Regions from separate parts of the Mus musculus genome. Here region 1 is linked to region 2. Evidence: chromatin loops called from intact Hi-C (ENCODE). Cell type or tissue: left cerebral cortex. All regions are shown on one strand. Region 1 overlaps Gabbr2 (gamma-aminobutyric acid (GABA) B receptor, 2). Region 2 overlaps Gabbr2 (gamma-aminobutyric acid (GABA) B receptor, 2).

Evidence for each region. Peaks named below come from ENCODE experiments on the same cell type or tissue, not always from the same donor. Only the 100,000 strongest peaks of a DNase experiment are listed, where the experiment ranks them.
Region 1: it touches region 2 in a loop (2.4-fold over the local background); 3 of 42 quality-filtered maps call a loop at or near these places.

The regions. Positions count from the first base shown.
Region 1 is chr4:46,988,543-46,991,042 of GRCm38, forward strand. All of the region lies in intron 1 of Gabbr2 (gamma-aminobutyric acid (GABA) B receptor, 2), which reads right to left. Among named protein-coding and RNA genes, the nearest start is that of Gabbr2, 1.9 kb to the right of the region's middle. In left cerebral cortex, a CTCF peak has its summit at 1,561 (motif pointing left); DNase peaks (open chromatin) are centred at 596, 1,555 and 1,939; H3K4me3 peaks cover 2,403 bases; H3K27ac peaks cover 2,088 bases.
Region 2 is chr4:46,926,916-46,929,415 of GRCm38, forward strand. The region is part of intron 1 of Gabbr2 (gamma-aminobutyric acid (GABA) B receptor, 2); the gene reads right to left. Among named protein-coding and RNA genes, the nearest start is that of Gm32135, 46 kb to the left of the region's middle. In left cerebral cortex, no CTCF peak of the experiment used is centred here; DNase peaks (open chromatin) are centred at 1,104, 1,374 and 2,132; H3K27ac peaks cover 1,610 bases.

The DNA.
Region 1 (2,500 bases), 62 kb after region 2:
CAAACACAGCCTTGCGCTAACAGGGGCTACTCACTCACTCAGAAGTGGCAAATGCCTTTCAGATTGCCCTGCATCTGCTGCCAGTTCCCAGACTGATTTTCCCTTCAGTCCAGCTCAGAGAAAACTTTAAAGACAGGTTAGTGGGGGGGGGGGGGTGAGGGGGAGTAATTATAGTTCCTGGGCACTCTCCCAAATGTGATACTTCATGCACGAGGTGATATATTGACTGTCAGCCAGAATTCTCTTTTCTGGTAGTAACCTCCCTGACTCTCTTAAAGACTGTAAGGCCAAGCAGGAGAAAGAAGCATTCTTAATATTTTAGCAGTGACTGACTTATCCCACCTAAAGCCATAGTGTCTCACTGGTGAATCCACACCAAATGGAAGTGCAGGAAGGGAGGCAGTTATTTATTGAGTGCTTACAGCGTGCCAGACAGAGTGCTGGCAGTGGAGCCTGCTGGCATCTCTCTGTAAGCCCCTGGACGCCATCCGACAGAGGATGGCTAACCACTCTGCTCTTGAGATCTGAACACCTGCATTTAGAGGCATTAGAGATTAAGTGTCCAATTCAAGGTCATGGGTGGGCGGGGTCAGGAGGTCAGAGGGATAACCTATTTCTGCAGTGTTCAACCCTAAGCCCCAGATCAGGTACAGTTGACATTAGAGGGAAACCCAGTGCTGTGCCTGAAATATTCCCACCAACCAAAGCTCCTCTGACTGCCTCATCCTCTTGACTTTGGGTCCTCTCACTCAGAAAGCCACCAAGACACACTTGAGAAAAAAAATGTAAAAGCGTTGGCCCACACCCTGCAACCAAGCGCCCATCCCTCTGCTACCACAAATGGACTAATGAGAAACTTCTCAGGAAGCATTCGAAAAGGTTTTACAAGACATAGTGAAGATGTATACAGGGCAGCCCTGTCTACAATTGCTTTTGTCTTCTAAGAACCGGCCTGTCCCTGTCCCTGTCCCTTCCAGAATATGGGTGGAAGCCACATGAAAGTGTGCCAAGGATATATGCCTCTGCATAAATGCATACCCATCTCAATGTGCTTGTGCCAGACAGGTACCCCTAAAGAACTTGAAACACTGAGGGGGGAGGGAGAAAAAAGGAGGTCGTCAGGAACGTCAATCGAAAGTGATTTCACACACGGTTAGCCCTGTACAGCCACCCAGTGTGCCTCTTCCCGAGGCAGAGGAGCCTCTCTGCCTGCAGCAACCTGAGCTCACCGTTACCAACTGCCACCAATTCCTTCACCTTTTATTTACAGAGCAGAACAGCAGGCTGCTTCACTGGTGAAGCGGGGGAGGCGGGGAATGAGATACAATCTACATTATGCTCTTTTCCGGGAGGGGGTATAAAAAAGGGGTCAGGCAGGGGAAGAAGCCAAGCCCAGGTTACACCACCAGGGGGATGCTCCTTTCTTGAGGAGTCTGCCCGGGAGCTCCAGCAAAGGTGCGCTGGGGGAGCCCGGGAAGCAAGGGTCCAGAGCTCGCCCTGGCTTTGCTGGGAGAGATGCAAGAGGCGCCAACAGAGCTCTCAGTAAAGGAAATCACTGCCCCCTTCAGGCCGAATCTTATCTCTCGAGGCTGCGGACCGGAGAGTAGGGGCTCCCTGGGTCCGGAAAAACTCGCAAACCCGTCCTTATTCCTGATCGCTCTTCCAGGCCCTCTCTTCGTCCTAGCCTCAGAGTGGGCAGTCAGGGTCTGAGCTGAGGCTCCTTGGAAACCTAGACATGAGGGCGTGAGATCGGGGTTTGGGATGGAAAGGTCTTGGTTCTCCAGCTCTGCTCAGAAAAGAAGGCCAGAGGGGAACCCTCTGCCACACTCCAAGTCTAGGCTCCCACGACACGAACGCCTCAAGTGTGCACCTGCTCAGCGGTGTTAGCAGCTGCTGAACAAAAGTGGAAGCGCGATCGGACACCACCACACGTCCCGGGCTAGACCTGTCAAGCCACTCTATGAGCAACTAACCCAAGGCGGGGAGAGGGGGAAGGGGAGTCTCCCAAAACTGCTCCAGCTACTGCCAGCGCTGGACAGATCCAGGCAGCAGCGCTGCAGAACCCTCCGGGCTCCGAGGCTGACCGTGGCGCGCGCGAGCCCTGAGCTGCAGAAGTGCACCACAGGATCGGTCCTGCCCGAAGCTTGGCCCCCGAGGGTCCTGGAGCCCTCTAGCCCTAAAAGGGCGGCTTGGAATTTTTAGGGTCTGGGAATAGGCCCCATAGCCTGTCCAGCTGTGGCTGGCCCAGTTTGTAATCAGTGTGCGTGTTCCTCTTACTTGGCACCTGACAACCCTAGGAGCAGCACCGGACAGGGGCAACCGGCGCAGGCCTCTGGGAGTCCAACCTCTCACATCTCTAACTCCTCCTCTGGTCAAAGGAGACCCCCATTCCACACCCACACAGAGGTGGAAGGTGCTCACAGATCAGGGTCCCACCTGCTCCAGCCAAGCCCAGTGAGACCCTGATGGACCCAGTACGCGGTCAGCCAGCGAGGAGGAG
Region 2 (2,500 bases):
TCTCAGAAGACAACAAATTCTTGTCACTTTTAATATTCTTTCTTTGTAGTGTTGGATCTATTAAGATACCTAAGGAAAATGGCAAAGCAGGGTCTGGGAATCTGGATTCGGGCCGAGAACATCACTTGATTGGTTAAGTTCTTGCCTCACATAGAGCATGAGTTTGGATGCCTAGATGCAGTAGCTTGTGTATGTAATCACGGTTCTCCCACTGAGACATGGGGGGGTGGCTGAGGCAGGAGGGGCTCTGTAGGCATAAGGGACAGAGGGACAGTCAGCTGGACATATGCAGTGGAAAAGAACAAAGAGACTGTCTCAGGCAAGGTGGAAAGTGAGAGCCAACACCTGAGGAAATCACAACTCCACAAGCATGCATGCATGTACACATGCATGTGTGTGCACACACACACATGTACATGCACACACACACACACACACATACACACACACACACACACACACATATTACATTTGTAAGGTAGAGAGATAACTGTTAAGAACAGCTAGCAATCTTCCAGGAGACCCGAGTTCAGTCTCCAGAATCCACACTGACTGGTACAAACACTCACACACACACACTACATGATGATTTATGTAATCATCCCAACACCCATGCTTTAAAAATGATTTTAGTCAATCCAGGTTCAGCCCTGACTGTGGACCCCTTGGAAGGACAGTTGGCTTCCTCAGTCCAACTGTCCTGCTCTCTCAGATGAGGTTGAACATGCTATCCTGTAAGGTTGCTCTTAGGATCATGGTCTCTAATGCAGACACTCACCTTAATACTGCCTGAGCACCCACTGTGTGCTTCCTGTCATTTATTCCCCATAGTGAGGATACAAGCAATTGGGGAACAGACAGCAACCCCTGTCTTTAAAAAACTCAGCTTCTGAAAGAAGTTAGCTAACAAGTCTATTAATACTGATAACACTACCCAGAGTCAGGACAACGCTACAATTCATAGTTGCCATCAACGGAACCCGGCCATCTTTCGGTTACCAAAAACATATTTCGATTTAAAAATAGTTGCATTCTCTAACTCATCTAACTCCCTTCCTAAGATGGATCTCAATTACAGTTCTTGAAGCTGCTGTGCAGTGCAGGGTTACATCATCACACCAAAGACTTCCTATGACATTTGAATCTAATTCAAGAAAAAAAAAAAAAGATCTGATTTCAGCAGCTTTTAGTCCAGACTTTAGAAAAATTAATTATGCATGCATTCAAGTTGCAATGAGCAAACTTGATAATTTAGGCAGTTTAGCAATTGGGTTGAAATTGTATCGCTAATTTAAAGTCCTCTGCACCACTGGCTTCAGATACAAGGTTATGAAGCAGAATTAGCCTGGACCAGAACAGTGACTCAGCATGAGCAGTCCCGGCTGCCTTGACTGATTTTTAGGAACAGAGAAGAGAAGGCTCCTGGCTGAGCCCAGATGGCGATCACTAGGGTGCACCAGGGCTGCAAGTGAGCCTGCCTGAGTCATTTCTGCCCCCAACCCAACAAAAGCCACAGTGCCCTCTTCACAACCCTGGGAGAGGAATCACAATAAATGAAGCTTTGGGGCTTTAGGGACCTTTCTTAGCCTCTCTCAGGCTCCTTATCTGCAAAGCAAATGTGGCCACAGTACCTTCCCAGTATCTGGGAAGTTGAGTTAAAATATGTCAAATGTCTGGTACACAGGAAGTGCTCAATAAATGCAGCTTCTTGGCATATTTGATGTGGTGGTTTTCATATGTGACACAAACCCTTAGTAGCTTTTCTCCTTGACAAGAGAGGCCATGATAAGGTCCATTGGCTTTGAGTGCCCCAGCCTAGCCTGCCTATGTTCTGCCTGGAATTCCAATCCAAGGAGCTCTAGGTATAACAAAATGGTTGTTGGTTTCTGTCATTAAGTTTGGAATGGCTTGTTACATACAGTCAGTGCCTGGAACACTCAGCAGGTGCACTCATCCCTTCTACACTCCTTGGGCCTTCTTTGAGCAAGTCAATGCAATGGGTACAAAGGGAGCCTCGAGAGTGCCTTCCTATTTATATCTGTGCCAGCACGTGGCTATAAACAGCAGTGTGTCTGTGGGCGCAGGAAGGGCCCAGCTTGCTCTGCTCTCCTACCCAGGCTGTCAGTACCCCAGTCACCGGCAGCTTTGAGCTACCCATGCAAAGCAAACTGGCTTGAGACACTCCCAAGAATTTAGCACGGCTCTAGGAAGCCAGTATGAGCTGACTTCAGAGCATCACAGAAAACCACATTCTAGGTAAGAAAATTGCTAAGAAAGATGTATAGCTCTGGGTGGGAGGCGGTGGGGACTATTTAAGTCCCAAACTCCCAATGATCTTCTCCGGAAAATAAGGGACAACAATAAATAGCACACAGCCAGGACATAACAAGGCTTCCAGAGCTGCTGATAGCCTCCAGCGACGGACCCAGGAGAGAGGAGTAAAGTGAGGCCAGGCACTATTTGTTGGAAACATCATGGAGACAGGAGGAGCTGATGACTT